Regions from separate parts of the Homo sapiens genome. Here region 2 is linked to region 1. Evidence: read pairs that join two places in POLR2A ChIA-PET (ENCODE). Cell type or tissue: PC-3. All regions are shown on one strand. Each heading gives the region's core, and the rest is flanking DNA. Links, peaks and the distances in the headings are about the cores only. Region 1 overlaps LOC105370234 (a long non-coding RNA gene). Region 2 has its middle 150 kb from the start of LINC00459.

What was found. Peaks named below come from ENCODE experiments on the same cell type or tissue, not always from the same donor. Only the 100,000 strongest peaks of a DNase experiment are listed, where the experiment ranks them.
Region 2: POLR2A ChIA-PET joins it to region 1 with 12 read pairs; 2 of 35 experiments call an interaction of 5 or more read pairs at or near these places.

The regions. Positions count from the first base shown.
Region 1 is chr13:62,833,097-62,842,210 of GRCh38, reverse strand. LOC105370234 (a long non-coding RNA gene) reads left to right here. Exons shown (of 3, transcript XR_942013.2): 3 at 2,958-6,218. Among named protein-coding and RNA genes, the nearest start is that of LINC00448, 41 kb to the right of the region's middle. In PC-3, for the core only: no CTCF peak of the experiment used is centred there; a DNase peak (open chromatin) is centred at 4,150; H3K27ac peaks cover 1,077 bases.
Region 2 is chr13:62,466,780-62,475,893 of GRCh38, reverse strand. No RefSeq gene overlaps it. Among named protein-coding and RNA genes, the nearest start is that of LINC00459, 150 kb to the right of the region's middle. In PC-3, for the core only: no CTCF peak of the experiment used is centred there; no DNase peak of the experiment used is centred there.

The DNA.
Region 1 (9,114 bases), core at 855-8,854:
TCTTACACATTCTCAGGTCTCACCTTGGCTTATCTTACCATTATTTCCCTCAAGATTATTAAAATAGCATCCTAACAGTACTCTTTACTTTCACACTTGAACCTTGCCACAGCCTATATTTTCACAGCTTGAATAAGCCTTTTCGGTCTTAAATCGGACATAATCACTGTTTATCCCTCTAATGGCTTCCTACCTCACTCAGAACAAAAACCAAACCTTTAAAATGAAACAATCCACAGCTGAACTTAATTGCTAAAACCTTCAGCATCCAAGGGAAATTATTATGAGTGCAGTGTCTATGATAGATTGGAAGAAGATTCCTTGAACAAGAAAACCACAAAAAATTAAATGGGGTAATATAGGAATAGGAGAGTAAGAATCTATTTTAGAATGATGTCAGCTGGATTCAAGAAACAGGGGACATATTGTGAAAAAGTATGGGTGAGAGATCTATATAAAATATAAAGAAAAATAACTTCTTAATATACTATCTTTAGTTATTTTATACATAATAATTTGATACTGACTATATATTTCTAGCACTGCTAGGCTCTGAAGCTAAAATAATAGATAAGCCAAAGTGTCTGTTCTGTATTAGCCTGTCGTCCAGGAGGGTCATAAAAATAATAGGAGTTAAAGAGAGAGAGAGATGCGCTGGACAGCAGGTGCCCACCTAACATAGCAGGAGGACTCAAGAAACACCCTGCAGAGAAGATAATAACCATGCTCAAACCAGAGTAACTTTAAGTCCAGTGAAATGAAACAAGATTAAAGGTACTCCAGGAATTCATAGCAAAAGATACAAAAGCATGGAGACAGTGCAAAGGATGAGATTCAGGTTAAACACAATGTGAGCCATCAATAGAAACAGAATTGCTTAGAAAATTGTATTATTAATAGTTACTTTTCAAGTTATAAGGATGTCAAGATAAGTTACTCGTCTGAAGAAAATTAAATAAAATTTGTAATGATGTCAAGATAAGTTACTCCTCTGAAGAAAATTAAATAAAAATAAACTGATGAGTCAGTAAGAAGGATGCAAAAAAGAGAAGAGAAAATTAGAAAATAAACTTAAAATAAATATATACATTGTGTGTGTGTGCATACAAACATGAGTTAATGGAAACTAAGTAACCCTTACAAATCTATTGATAATGCAAGTTTATTAATGAGTAAATATTTACATAAATACTCACCTCTCTTTAAATTTTTGTAAGTTTCAAATAAATGCAATAAAAAATTTTTTAATTGACTTAGGCCCAATTCAGAACTAGACTGATGTACCTTAGTAATGTTATTGCTGAAGATAATATAATAGTTTTTTGAAAAAATCATGAAGCTATCATGTTCAATTAGTGACTTCACAGATTAAAAATTGAGATTCAAATTCATTTATTCTTCACTGAATATACATAAAGCTATATACAGAAAATCATTAAAAAATAGAAGTTTATAATTGAAACATTGTTTTAATGATCACGTGCTCTCTGTATTGATGGTTTAAAAATTATAAGAAAATTTATAGATTTCTTATATATAATTTATATTTCTACACATCCTTATAACTTCACTTTTATTTTACATAGATAAACTAAATTTTTTCATATTTAAAATTTTGGATATCTATTTTTCTACTATTGTACATTGAAAATGTTATGATTTATCTCTCTACACTCTAATATGACAATAATGGGAAAGGGTTCTTAGGCTCCAAATTTCTACAAATTGTTATTTAATTGGATATATCTACTCACATATTATTTGACTGAAAATCATCAGTTCTGACAATGCTTTTACCTCAAACCTTTGCATTATCATGTAGAATAGTTACTTGGTGTGCTTTTCTCTTTTTCTTATTAACTTACCTAAGAGATGCCTTTATGTAGAGTTCATCTTCAATTTTTCTATATTTCTTGCAACAAAGTTTGGCACACAGTAGGCAGTTAGTAAAGGTTATTAATAGAAAGTGTTAGATACAGTCTTCCTTTATTTTCTGCAGTATTAAAAGCCAATGTACTACTTTTAATTTCTGAAGAAAAATAATATAGAAGTAAAAATATATTTTTTACTGCCAAAATTCATTTTCCATGCAGACCTACTCCTTTTGTTACCTATTACTGTTACTCTATTTCTTAACTTTGCATGCTATGTCTCAAATGATTAATGTAATTTAAAATAATATTGAATAAGAGAAATAGCACTTTTTTAAATGACTAGGCTAGGCACTTCTCAGGTCAACATTTGTTTCTGAGTGGAAATAAAACTCAACTATTACTAGCAATGTCATTACAGTATCAATGAATGTAAGGATACATTTACCAAAAAAAAGGTATTTGGCTTTCTGCAAATACCATTCACGTAAATTATATATATGTATTTATATAGTTATATAACTTTACTTGTTTTTTTCTTTACTGTTTTTCAATGTATTTTGTTACCTACATGAAACTACAGTGAAATTTTTCTACTTATAAAAGCAGACATCTATTTGGGGAAAAATAAAATCCCTGAATGTATTAGTGAACTTTATCTTGGAGACTTTCTGATTTAATTGATGTAATCTGACCTTGCCATTAGTCTAGCTGGAGGCAAGCTATTTCTGTCTGCATTACTTTTCATTATTGCTTCCTTGTAGAAATTCAGTACCTGCTGCTCCATATAAATGTATGACAAAGCTAAAGAACATAGTACAGAAAGTCATCCAATTTTCATCTGCCATTTTCCCATCAATGTGAACACACAATTGTATTCTTCCTAACCTTCATAGTTAAAAGATGATTATTTCAACTGAAATTTGGAAAACCTACATTCCGACTTGAGATTTAGAAGAAAATTGATATTCCTTATTTATCTAATGTCCAAGCATCATCAACCATGATATAAATCACTTGAATTTCCTAGCAACTTTTTTTGCAGTGGTGCCTAAGCTTATTATTAATTTACTCTGTTCTTCCTAGGTGCAGAGTGGAGACAATCAAGTCATATATCACATAAACAATTAAAAACTCTCCTTTGGCTGTAAGCTTTTTGAAATGATGAAGTGCTGGTACAGAGTGAGCTGTCCTTGAGTTACTTTCATTGGTAAGTATTAGACAGCATGATGAATTTTTTACAAGCCAGACATTTGAAATAGTGTCTTCAAAGCTGTGTCAGCTGCCTATTTATCTTTATTATGGCCTAGAAACTGATAGCAAAAATACAATGTTAGTGCATGTATTACATTAACAACAATTATGGGCTTTATTTTTTCTTAGAGATGAGTGCAGGAAGAAAATGTGCTTTTACAGCAATGTCATTGCTATCTTTTCCCCTCCAAAGATAAAAAGTAATTTCAACGTAGATATGTGATTGTAGTTAAAAATTAAATTATATTCTATGCTCAAAAGTAAATCCTTATGAGAATAAATTCAATTTTATAATCTTCCTTATAAAGTATAGGTGACAAGTATTTTAAAGCATAGACATGTTTAATATTTTATAAAATAGGTACACTGATGTACTGTCTTTGTCTTGAAATAATTCTCATTAGTGCAATGATATAGTATATATCTCATATCCATATAAAAACAGATTTTCTCACATTTTGTATCCTTTTTTCTAATGAATTTAAATTAAGGATATACATATACTGGTGTATGTCAATCTTATTGTCATTTCAAAAAAAAATTTTTTTTTTTTCTTGAGATGAAGTCTCGCTCTATTGCCCAGGCTGGAGTGCAGTGGCACGATCTTGGCTCACTGCAAACTCCGCCTCCCGGGTTCAAGCAATTCTCTGCCTCAGACTCTCGAGTAGCTGGGATTACAGGTATCTGCCACCACGCTGGGCTAATTTTTGTATTTTTTAGGGGTTTCACCATCTTGGCCAGGCTGATCTTGAACTCCTGACCTTGTGATCCACCCGCCTCAGCCTCCCAAAGTGCTGGGATTACAGGCATGAGCTACTGAAAAATTATTATTTTAAAGGAAAACTGATAAATGATATTACAAATATATACATAGTCATCATTGTATTTGTAATATAATCAATATTGTTTTAAGCTGGAAGGAAGATGACTCAGCTCAAACATTACATGAGTATGTTACAAAAACAGTCTAGCATACACATATCCTTTTCTATTTTAAGGACACAATGCAATACTGAAGGGCTACATAACTTACGTAGAGCTAGTCAATGTTGAAACTGGATCCAAAGAATGCTCTTCCAACTCCAATTTAGAATTCCTGCCGGGGAGTTGCTGTTCCTCCCAGGGCATGTATATGTCTCTGTTGGTTTCTGTTTACATCATGGCTCTAAGTTAACATTGCAGATATTTTCAGCAGTATTCACTATTATTAATGTTACACATTTAAATATTAACAAAATATAACGTGGATTTGCTAAATGAATTTTTAAAATCACAAAATTACTATTATCATGACTAACACTATTTGTATCCTGATGAATAGAGCTACAGAGACACAAACATGTATATACAAACAGACACACACATGTGTTTGCAACAGTATTCTTAAATTATTCGCTACTCTGATGAGATGTCATTGTGATAAAATTATATCCACATAAAAATTACTTAGAAGCAGTCAACCAAATTTAGAGCCATCTGTGTTTATTGTGTACAAAATGAAATTGAAAATTTGAACTGTGAATAAAATAAAGAGGCATGGGTTTTCATATATGAGTCTATATACCACACATAATTGATATTAAAGGGGACATCAAAGTTTATATGCTTACAATGATAATCAGATTTAAGTTTTATATTTGTACTTTATAAAAACTAAAGTTTTTTTGTTTTAATTTGTTCATCTGTCTTATTAAAAATACTCTTAATTAACCTGGAATAAAATGTTTCAAAGGACAAACTGAATTTGATTTTTAATATGGGTATTCTACAACAGCATAAGTTCTCAACAGATGAGTTCAAATTCATCCCATCTTAATCTCATTTGTCTCAAATATTCTTTGCTCATTTACCTTTTGCTCAACTCTTTGCAGCCCATTATGTTTATATTTGCAGGCCCCACAGCACTACCTAACGCCATCTCTACCATTAACAAGCTGAGAGATTTTAAGTAATCATTTCTTTGAACAATATAATGCATAAATCAAATTGATTATCATTGTGATGAAATGTATTTGACATAAAAGAAGTCTCTAAAATATGGTCTATCTACATCAAATATTTTGTTAAATAGTATTAGATGAATAAATATTGATATTGATGCCAAAAAATATGCTACTAGTCTCATATGTGCTTTTTTCTTTTCTTAAAATAAGACTATGTAGCATGCATTCTATTACATTTTTGTAATTGAAAAATGTATCTTTGACTTATATCAATTGCATTTCAAGAAAAGTAGTCATAAAAGACAAAAATATTGCTTTAAAAATATATTAAGTTTATTGTTATCAAATTCCTTCAAATTTTTATGAACAATTAAAGTTACAATATTAAATTACAAATAAAGAAACTGGATATTCTGGTAACTTCCAGGGGGAAATTGTTGGAAGCCATCTGTATAATAATAATTTTAAAAAAAAAGCTTTTTCTCAATTGGAAAGCACCATCAAAGTTATCTTAACTTTATGCAACACTTTGACCTATTTTGACAAGAATAGAGTTTGTAAAGAGAAACAGAATTTGTATAACTTTTCTGAGTTCATAGCTTCATACACCTCTTACACTTTGCTTGGCTAAGAAAAAAGGCTATTATTTCCAGTTAAAATCTTATCTTCAGTTACTTGAATTTGGTATCTCTTCAAGGACATTTTAGTGTTACGTATCAAGGATGTCTAGTTTACCACACTTGTAAACGTATGTTGCATTCTTTAATTGAGGTCCTTGTGTGTAATTTGTTAAATGTCAATTTCCATTATCTCCATGTACTACCTGCTGAAATTGTCTTCAAGATACAATTTTGTATCAATTTACATCCAGCTCCAGTACAGTTAATCTTGTATTATGCTATGTTTACAAAAATTTTTTTCATATCTCTATTATAACATTTGTCATATTAATTATATATTTTAATTCATTATAATGTGAACTAATTAAAACTGAAAACATCATTTCTGTATACTTACCATTTAAGAGAATGGATTTTTAGAAATGGCTTGATGACTAGTAGGAATAAGGGGGAGAAAGTAAGTGAAAATTAAATTGAAGTAAAGAAAAAATGAAAAATAAAATAAAAAAGGAAGGAAGTAAAAAAAGAAAGAGAGGGAGGAAGGAAGAAAAAAGAAAACAATGAAAAGGAAGAAAAGGGAAAAGGGAAAGAAAGGATAATCAGGAATGCTTATGTCTGGCAGAGCTGTGTAAATATAGTCTCTTTAAGGTTGACTACTGGTTGCTCCTTCTTAACGTTGATTTCCTCCTGCTTACACCTATGTTGTTAACTATAATCTCTTCAATAGAATGTGTCCTTTAGGAAAATAATTAGTATCAGTCAATAATTACATTACTTGCAAATTCAAAATTTCCTGTGTTGATACCCAAGCCCTCATACTGCAAAAGTCTCTTCTAAAATGGTTTTAGAAAAATAGTTTAATATTACAATTTTATAGATTAATTCCTTAAAATAATAATAAAAAGAGAACTCAATTTTGTGTCCACCTGTAATATAGAAAGCAAAAAGCAATGAGAAAAGTCCAGCTAAACTACTAAGCCAGCACTTGTTTTTAACCCATGAGAGAGGTAAGATCCTAGGAAAATGGAGTAGCCAGAAAGGTAAGGAAGATGGTCCTATGTCAAGGGAAGACAATACTTGACTGTCTCATCTGCGGCAGAGCATGGGATGAAGGAACAGCCTGACAGAAAAGCTGATAAGAAATGAGCTAAAATTTTAATGGCTATCAAAATATCCAGTGTAGGTTAGTGTGACGGTGTAGCTACAATGAGATTCCCATCAAGACAGGGAAGTTCACATTCACTCATATCCTCTTTTTCTCAGTCCTCCTTTCGCTGCTGGAGGAATGGAATAAGGGCAGGGCAGAGGACAAGAGAGACTGCCGGTAGTGCAGGCTTGCAGGAAGGACATTGGCAGTCAGACTCCCTGCAGGATTTTTTTAAGACAAGTTATTATAGAAATGATGTGGCAAAGCAAAGAACTAGGGGACCCTAAACACTTTAGTAAAAGAACAACTTTAGAGACTTACTAGTAGCCTGCAGTAATACATAAATCATATTATTGTCAAAACTATAGACATACCATTCAATGAATAAGAATAGAGGGTGAAAATAGACTTAAACATATATAGTCAATTGATTTTTTGACAAATATGTCAAATCTACTCAATCCAGAAAAGATAATCTTTCAACAAACAATATAGAATTTCATAGTTCTATGCCCCAAAAAAGAACTTTGATCCATATTTTCACCACATAAAAAACCACCTTCAACTGAATCATATATTAAATGTAAAATCTGAAACTATTGAACTTATAGAAGAAAACATAGGAGTTAAAACTTTGTGATTTTAGCTTGGACAAAATTATCTCAGGACCAAAAAAAAGCATGAAATAGAAGAAAAACTTGGATCAAAATTAAAACTTTTGTATTGGAAAGACATTGTTAAAAGTAAGAAACAGTAATTATAGATTGGGAGAGATATATAGTATTCACATATACACATGTATATTTAATAAAAATATATATATTGAACAAATACATATTTAATGGTTATATAATGGGTATATGTAAATAAGTATCTTTAAATTATTTTATATACATATATATGACCAATATCTGACAGATAAATACAAAGAAAATATTAAAAATTCTGACAACTCAATAGTAAGAAATTAAAATACATCTAAGGAAATGTGGCCAGAAACAGTGGCTCACGCCTGTAATCCCAATAGTTTGGGAGGCCAAGACAAATGGATTGCTTGAGCCCAGGGGTTTGAGACCACCCTGGGCAACAGAATGAGACCCTGTCCCTATAAAATAAATACAGAAAATTAGCCTGGCATGGTGGTGTGTACCTGTAGTTCCACCTACTTGGTGGCTGAGGCAGGAGAATCATTTCAGACTGGGAGGCCGAGGTTGCGGTGAGCCGAGATCAAGCCACTGCACTCCAACTGAGCAACAAAGTGAGACTCTGACTAAAAAAATAAACTAAAATAAAGAAAAGTATTTAAATGGAGACTTCAGCAAGGAATCAGTGGCAAAGATATTATGTGATGCTTAACATTGTTAGCTGTTAGGCAAATTCAAATTTATACCACAATGGATACAAGTAAAACATTAGAATGTTTAAGGACTGGTATCTCAGCACTTTGGGAGGCCAAGGCAGGTGGATCACATGAGGTCAGTTGTTCAAGACCAGCCTGGCCAACATGGTGAAACCCATCTCTATGGAAAATACAAAAATTAGCCAGGCATGGTAGCCCATGCCTGTATTCTCAACTGCTCAGGAGGCTGAGGCACGAGAATCACTTGAGCAGGGAGGCAGAGGTTCCAGTGAGCTGAGATCACGCCACCGCACTCCAGCCTGGGTGACAGAACAAGACCCTGTCTAAAAAAATAAAAAAAAAAAATAAGAAAAGACTTAACAGTAAGTGGTGAGAAAGATGCAAAGAAATTAAAACTCTCATTTGTTGCTGGTGTGAATGCAAAATGACAGACGTCTTGAAAAAGGTTTGACACTTTTCGTATCTCTTACAATTTCACTCCAGAAGAGTTAATGGAAAAAATATAAAATGCATTTTCAGATACATACATATATACATTAATCACCAAAAACTAGAAATTAAAAAGGTACTTCAAATGGTGAATGAAAAAATTGTGGCACATATAAATAGCAAAATACTACTGTGCAACAAAAAGGAATGAACTACTTATATTTCTAACAACACAAAATAATTGCAACTATATGTATATGTATATATTTGAGATGGAGTCTCGCTCTGTCGCCCAGGCTGGAGTGCAACGGTGCGATCTCCTCTCACCGCAAGCTCCGTCTCCTGAGTTCACGCCATTTTCCTGCCTCAGCCTCACTAGTAGCTGGGACTACAGGCGCCCGCCACCAAGCCTGGCTAATTTTATTTTTTTGTATTTTTAGTAGAGACGGGGTTTCACCGTGTTAGCCAGGATGGTCTTGATCTCCTGACC
Region 2 (9,114 bases), core at 413-8,412, 370 kb after region 1:
TAACACTTTTGTCTTTTAACTTTTATACTAGAGTTAAAAATATTTTATTTGCCATCATTCAAGTATTACTGTATTCTTTATTTTTCTATATGATTACTTTTGCAGCAATTTTTGTACTTTCATATGCTTTTGCATTACTGTTTAGCATCCTTTTGCTTCAACTTCTAGAACCTGCTTCAGCATCTTATATGGCAGGCTCAGAGGTGATGAACTTCTTCAGTCTTTGTCTGACAAAGTCTTTATCTCTCCATTTTGGAGAGATGGAGGACAATTCTGCTGTTTATACTAGTCTTGTTTGGCAGATTTTTCTTTCAGTACTTTGATTTTACCATCTACCCCCTTCAATCTTTGCTGAGAAAGCCAGACAATCTTAAGGGTTTTTCATTGTTCATGACAAGTCATTTTTGTCTTGTGCTTTAAAAAAATTCTCATCATCCAGCGGCTCACGCCTGTAATCTCAACACTTTGGGAGGCCAAGGTGGGAGATTCACCTGAGGTGAGGAGTTTGAGACTACCCTGGCCAACATGGTGAAACCCCATCTCTACTAAAAATACAAAAATTAGCTGGGCGTGATGGAGGGCGCCTGTAATCCCAGCTGCTAGGGAGTCTGAGGCGGGAGAATCTCTTGAACCCAGGAGGTGGAGATTGCAGTGAGCCAAGATTGTACTCCAGCCTGGGCAACAAGAGTGAAACTCTGTCTCATAAAAAAGAAAAATGTCTCGTCATCTTTGTCAGACAATTTTGTTATGTCTCAATGTGTATCTTTTTGTATTCAACTTTTTATGGGGTCTTTGTTTTTTTTTTTCACATGAAGGATGATTTTGGCCATTATTTCTTTGAGTAAGCTTTTCCTCTTTTCTCATTTTTCTTTCTGATATTCCTATAGTGTGTATATTCAGCCGCATGATGATGTCCCGTAAGTCTCATAAGGCCTTTTTCCTCTTTTTTGATCTTTTTTTTTCTTTTTGTTCCTCTGACTTTATAATTTTCAATGACCTGTCTTCCAGTTTGCTTATCCTTTCTTCTGTTTGACCTAGTTGGCCTTTAAAACCCTCTAGTGATTGTTGTTTACTCTTGCTCAGTTATTGTATTATTTAGCTCCAAGATTTCTGTTTGGTCTCTCTGTTTCTATTTTCTCTTTCGTCTGCCTCTTTCCAGTAGGATTTTATACTCCTCTAGTGTATTTTATTTGGTTTTTGTTTTTGTTCAGTTATTATATTATTCAGCTCCAAGGTTTCTGTTTGGAGCTTTTTCTATCTCTTTGTTGAAATTTTCAGTTTGTTCGTGCATTGTTTTCCTTATCTTATCAAACACCCTTATGAGGGTTATTTTTAATTAACTTTCAGGTAGATTACATATCTTCCTTTCATTAGAGTCAGTTTCTAGAGATTCATTTGTGCCTTTGTTAGAGACATGTTTCTGTTTCTTCACTTTTCTTGAATTTGTGTTGGTATCTGTGCACTATAAAAAAAACAGCTACCTCTCCTAGTCTTCACAAACTGTTCTTACATAGGAGAAGACCCTCACCAATCAGCCTAGTCAAAGATTCTGAAGGCCTATCTCAAGCCTTCAGGCTAGTCCAACCTGCTTTTTTTGTTCTTTGTAGCCCCCAGATGTTTGGAATATTCTGGATCCTGTCAATGTTCAGAGATAGGCAAGGCTGAAGCTATTTTCTAGCTTCGGTCCTTAGAAATTTTGGGTCATTGGTTGTTCTGTAACCTTTTTCCCTCCCCAGGGAGAAGGTGGGAGCTAACATTTTTGTCTCCTTGCTCTGTACTGAGCCTGTTGTTAGGAGCTTGCTGACGGTGGGGAAGGAGCTACGGTAACTGTCATCTAAAACACCTATCTTTGTTCTTACTTAGCTCTAGGCAGCTTGAGTGTGCCAGGTTCTGTCAGCTCTCTCAGATAGGCAAGGCAGAATCCAGTCCTGAGTAGCTTCCCAGAAAAATTAGGTTGTTGGATATATGTTCCAACTTTTTCCTCACTAAAGAGAACCTTGGAGCAGAAAGGCTCCTCCCAATCATAGGGTGCTGCCAGGGATTGGGCAATATGGTGAGAGGGTGTTTTAAAACTAGCCAGGGTGGCTGGTTTCATGCTAGATTAAGGTGCAGAAACCTCTCAACCAGTTTATTTCTCATAAAGGGAATTCGTCTATGTAGTGTTGAAGAATCACAGTGTTCATGGGGTGGAGGAGGATATTTCAGAGCTTCTTGCCTGAAAGGAAGGAGATTTCAGGGCTTCTTGCTAATATCACTCCCCTTATATCCTAGATTCCCCCTCACCCACCCCTTAACAAAACCTTCCATTAGCACCTCTAAAAAGGCAATAACAATAGAAGAATGAGTTGTCAAGGATTTGAAAAAGTAATCCAGAATCAACAACAGATTCCTATTTTAGTCAGTGTTGCTTCTTGGTGTTTTTGAAAACAAGGAGGATAATATTGTTTGTAAATCATGGAATTCAATTAATCTGAGTCAGAGAATAATTTAGCTGAGTCAGGCTCAGATTGTAGAAAACTATTAGACATGCCATCGTAATTAATTTTACTTAGGTTTTCATTTTTGTATTTGCACAAAAATGAAAAGAAGATAAATACATGTGGTTAAAAATGTCTGAAAACAACACTTTCATGATTATAGAATAAACACTCCCTGTGTGAAGTTTACCATTGTGTCATGGTTTACTTGGGAGTTCTGTGTTCTTTCCTAACGGCAAATTAAAAATGTATTATACAAACATTATTGTCTCATAATTGATAAAATAAGGCATTCATTTATTTACATTAATCATGGAACCACATATACAGTAAATACATAAGAAAAAACTTTGCTGATTACATCTGGGAATAAAATTGTAAATTCTTCGTATGAGAAACATTTTTTAAATAAAGAAACTTGTGTTTCAATCCACAGAATTTATCTTCAAAAATTATTTCCTATGGCAATAAAGCTATTGTTTCTAGCTATTGTTGTTTGATTTCAGCCTCTTTCAAAAATTTCCTGAATATTTGGAGACATTATTTATTGATCTTAAAATCATAAAAGAGTTAATGCTGCTTCATTAGGGATTCTCTTAAGACTACAATAACCATGTCGCATGGAAGAATCTAGCCAGTATTATCATAAAACATGAAAACTATTATGTAATGAATGGATCTAAAATGAAAATATTGTTGTATATTGTCATGAGAATTTTTCATGAAAAATAAAGTAACTCTTAACTCAATATATTACTAATGCTTAAGGGGAAGTAAATATTCTCTAAACTACTCACTACAATATTTCACCTCTGTTTAGATGATGAACATAGTGTTACAGTATGTCAAATAGTGTGGAAATGAAAATGTTATATCATAAAATGGCATAGTTGTTTTTGTATTTGTAGAAAGATTATCAGGTGATTTATATTCTTCCAGGGTTGCCATTATTATTAGTATCAGGCAATACAAAGCATATAGTAGTTTTAATCTAATAAGTGAAAACCTTTGTGTGTTTTATAGTCTATTACCAATAGCACAATACAAGTTATATATTTTTAACAAGAGTACATATCATAAATATCCAGTTGTTTATTGACAATATTCTTCAATATTTCCTAATATTCAATGGAGGATGGATGCTTAGTTAAAATTCTATTTGTTACTTATTACTTTTATTATTTAGTATGTAATAATATTTGATATGGTTTGGATGTGTCCCCACCCAAATCTCATCTTGAATTCCCATGTGCTGTGGGAGGTAACTGAATCGTCGGGGCAGGTCTTTCCTGCGCTGTTCTCGTAATAGTGAACAAGTCTCACAAGATCTGATGGTTTTAAAAAAGCAGAGTTTCCCTCCACAAGCTCTCTTCTCTTGTCTGCCACCCTGTAAGACGTGCCATCAAACCTCTTTCTTTTGATTGCCCAGTCTCAGGTATGTCTTTATCAGCAGCATGAGAATGGACTAATACAATGTTCTTGACAGTAATGACAGTATTTGTTATTGTTCAGGGATCTATTAACACAGAAAGCCTGAGTCTGCTATCCTTAGAATGATCTGGTTTCAAGGTTTGCCCTTGGCTGGCAGTCTGGGACCTTGATAAAAGTGTCTTACTGTGCTTAAGTTGTGTGTACAAGCAACATGGTTTATCTTGAACATTAGCTTTCCCTATGGGGCTCTGAAATTTGGTAGGCAGAGGTAATTACTTGACTAGCTCCCAGTTAAATTATTACTGATGAGTCACTAATTAACTTCCCTGGTAGACAACCCTTCTTACAAGTTGTCACGACTTATTGGTAGAAGAATTGATCATGTCTTGTGTGGCTGTATTGGGAGGGGACTCTTGGAAGCTTTCATCTGGTATTCCCCCAAATAAATTTTAGCTATTATAACTATATGCTGAGTTATGCAAGTCCTCACAGTTATCCCCAAATGTGCAGGGTAGTCTTTGATACCCTTAACAAGAGCACATATTATATACCAAGCATTATTATAGATGCATTATATCCATTATTATATTTGTGCTCAAAAAAAACCCTGTAAGATTGTGGGGTTTTTAAATTGTTTTTTTTTTTTTTGTTTCTTTGTTTTTTGAGATGGAGTTTCACTCTTATTGCCCAGGCTGGAGTGCAGTAGCACGATCTTGACTCACTGCAACCTCCACTCCCAGGTTCAAACTATTCTCCTGCCTCAGATCCCCAATAGCTGGGATTACAGGCATGCGCCACCATGCCCAGCTAATTTTGTATTTTTAGTAGAGATGGGGTTTCTCCATGTTGGTCAGGCTTGTCTCGAACTCCCGAAAAGTGCTGGGATTACAAGCGTGAGCCACCATGCCCAGCCCAGATTGTGTCATTAATTCTGGTTTGTGTATGAGGAAACAACACTGAGAGCATAAGAAATTACAGAAGTTAAAAGAGATAGCATGGAGACAAAGCCAGAATTTTTACACTATTTTTTTTTGTCTTTTTTTTTTTTTTTTTTTTTTTTTTTTTTGAGATGGAGTCTTGCTCTGTCAGCCACGCTGGAGTGCAGTGGCACGATCTCGGCTCACTGCAACCTCTGCCTCCCGGGTTCAAGCGATTCTCCTGCTTCAGCCTCTCGAGTAGCTGGGACTACAGACACGTGCCACCATGCCCAGCTAATTTTTTGTATTTTTAGTAGAGATGGGGTTTCACCATTGACACAATTTTTAAAATTCCAAAATAAGTGTGTTGGATAGCACTGTCTACTAAAAAGTAGCATTAACAATAAATCCCATATAGACCTGTTATTCTGTCATTATTCTTGTATTTGCATTGCCCATGTTTGATTTCAGGTATTCAGTTGGTGGTATGTGCTGTCCAGAATAACACATCTAATAACTCACTAACTAAAACTAGCCACAACTCCCAGGATTCTCTTCTGCCTAAGAGTTACATTTTTGCCAATTGAATTTCAATGAAAGCTAGTAAATAGCAGGTGGATTTGAGTACCTGTAAGAACACTGAGTTGTAGCATTCATTATCTGTCCTTTTTATTCACCCATAATAATCTGGTCCACAAAACTGAGATCTTCCTTTAATATCCCCAGATTCTTCCTAGTATAAAAGTTCTGTCTAATACTCAAACCTTTTCCCCACACTCAGTTAATTGGAGGCCTCGACTTGCATCTGACATCCAGTAATTATTTTCTGGGCTATGCACTGGACCGTCTGTCTATATTTCCTAATGCCTATTGTCACCAAGTATTGTCTTCTGAAATTCCCTCATTGTCAATATTCATTGGGTCAAAATTTAACGATCTGAACCCTTTCCTGTATTGAACCTGAGATGGTAGGGGTTTTTTTTTGCCAATACATATGAAAATAACACATAAAGAAATTAAAATAATCAGTGCCAACATTACATATATATGTATATTACAGTAACTTTTATTTTTTATATTTTCTAAGAGGATGTGTTTCTATTCTACCAGGAGGCAAGAGGCAGAGACAGCAGCCACATGAATACTGTTTTTGTTTTTTTTTTTATTTTTTTCCCAAGATGAGAGTGTAAGCTTATGAATTCTCTGAAAAAGGAAGAACTAATGTTCACAAACATCTTTTGATAGAAACACACGAACTGTTAGGAAAATCAAAGAAAGTAGAATCATCCCTCAGTATACTCAGCAGATTTCTTCCAGGATTCCCAAGAATACCAAAATCCAGGGATGTTCAAGCTTCTTATTTAAAATAGTGTATATGCATATAACCTATGTTCATTCACCATATTCTTTAAATAATCTCCAGATGATTTATAATGCTTAATGTAATATAAATGCTATGTAAATTGTGTTGATACAGTATTGGTTTTAATTTTCAGATTATTATTATTATTTTTCAATAATTTTAATCCATGGCTGGTTAAATCTGCAGATGCAGAACCGAGGATACAAAGGGCCGATTTTATATAAATGTGATTCTTTCATACAATCTATAAAAGCTGTGACAGTATATTTTCTTCTGAAAATGTGTAAGATAGGATATCCAGGAAAACACACTAGCTATGCAGGTGAGAGTGTGAGTTTTCAATCAAGATGGCATAATAGAAGCCATATGAAAAATCGTGGAGCAGTTAAGTGGAAATAGATGTTTAAGAACTTATAATTGTTTGTAAAACATACAGAGAAAAGCAAAAGCAGATATCTGAAGAGATAAAAATGATGAATTTATGTCTGAAATCTTACTAGAAGACTGAATGTTGGAGTTTTGTTGTTTGGTTTTCCCCAGAATTGTCAGGCCTTAACTAGCTAGGAAGGGTGAAATTAACATCTGAGGCAACAAAGAAAAAAAAATCAACAAGAAAAGTATAACAAAAATTACCATGGTGGAGATAATCCTAGTTTTAAAACAACAGTTAGGCATCTAAAGAAAAAAGAATGAATAGGAAACAAAAGGTCAGTGTTCCAAAGCTAAGTGATTACTATTCTAATTTTCTGAAGGTAATTTTTCATTCCCTGTCCTTGTGTTAATATTGACAAGAATCCTTGGATGTAAGTAGGTCTACTGTTATCTTTAATTTTCAGGTTGTAAAAGATAATAAAATCAATTTTGAGTGCATAATATGTCCCAGCAGCTATACAAAGTTTTTTTTTCTTTTTTTTTTTTAAAGCACTCTCATTTGATCCTCAAAAGTACCCAATCGGGTAGATAATAGCTTTATTCCATTATATAGCATTATATAGGTCAGAAAATTTAGACCTGGATATATTAAGTAATTTCCACAATGTCAGATAGCAAATATTGGAGACAAACTGCAAATTCAAAAATATCTGATTCCAAAATTCTGATTTTTATTAGGTGATACTGCTCGTTTATTCTATTAGGTGATACTGCTTCAATCTGTAAAATATGGAAATTAACTTACTATCCAAATTCACATTGTCACATTGTGAATGTGACTTAAGGAGTGACTTTCTACTAGAATGCTGAATTACTAATTTCCCTGGATCTTAATGACAGTTTGTGTGCTCATTTTTTCACTTATTCTATTGATTATCTATATGTGCAATTAGAGATGCCATCTGACTAAAGCGGTAGCCATTACTGATTCATTGGTTCAGACATCAATGAACACTTTGAGCCTCAGAAATTTAAATCTTCACAAAATAGTCTATAGAGCAGCACTAACACCATAATTATATTTTTTCTTCAAAGATTGATTTTGAGAGTATTTCCTGTTCACTTGTTCTTTGAAAATGGCTTAAAATGTAAAGAGTGCAGCACTCTGTTATTTTAATTTTAATCACTTAAGAACCACCATAATTTCATTGATAGATCAAGGTATATTATTAATAATCTACACATAAAGAGGTTACCTATCTCACCTGGAACTGAAAAATGAAACCATAAAAAAATTCTTAAAAATTCTATGATAATATATAGATTATATTTCTTTCATACCTAGTCAATGTTGTACATTTTTTACTAAAGAGATTCCCTAGGGATATTAATATATTGCAAAATATGTGAAAATTAGAAAAGGATAGGCATTTGTATTGTGTACAGCCAAAATAAAGAAGGTTGACATATTTTAACTTACCTTCAAAAAACTCTGTAAAAATTACATTGCTTTTGTGTGTTTTCCTAATAACCCAACATCTCTATTTTAGTAATTTAAGAGAAAATCTGTTTATAAGTATGTTAATCATATATTTTTTAATATTTATTATGTATGTTGATAATCAAAAACATATATTTTACAAAAAGTATAAAAGTGAACTCATTTATTCACAAATACAATTTTATAGTCATAATAATTTAAAAATATTTACAAGAGAAATACTATGATTAACTTCAATTGAGGCTAAAATGTACAGATTTTGAAACTAAAGAAGTAAATTGCATGCATGTAATCATATTATCTCTGTAAGTATTGGTATTATGAAAAGAGAAAGTGAAATTTATATATTTTACCCCTGTAGCATTTATAAATACACAAAAATAGCTATTTTAAAGTAGCTGGAATGATTTGAATTGGTGCTCCCTTAAAATAAAAAAAATAAATTATTTTGTGACTCCAATTGCTTTTCTAAGTTTATGATTGAATGGGTCATTGCTAAGTAGTTTTTATTTTGTTTGTTTTTTTCTGTCTGATGTTTTTCTGCTACTGTATGTAATTATCATGATAATTCTCAAACCTTTATGATAGTGTTGTTGTCATTGTTTATTAATAAATAATTGCATAGAGTTGCTTGCATAGGGCTTAAACAAAATGACATTCGTGGTTTGAAGAATGGCATGAAAAATTTTTTGGCCTTCTTTCTATTGTTTACATGACTTCTCAATGACTACATTATTTCTAAACCACAGCTTATTATTGAAGTTAAGGCATTTCTTTTATTTTAGACTTATTCAAAAATAAAAAGACATTAACGATTTCTTTTTTTTTTTTTTTAGATGTAGTCTTGTTCTGTTGCCCAGGCTGGAGTGCAGTGGCACGATCTCGGCTCTCTGCAACCTCCGCCTGCCAGGTTCAAGTGATTCTCCTGCCTCAACCTCCCTAGCAGCTGAGACTGCAGGTGTGTGCCACCATGCCCAGCTAATTTTTGTATTTTTAGAAGAGACGGGGTTTCACCATGTTGACCAGAATGGTCTCCATCTCTTGACCTTGTGA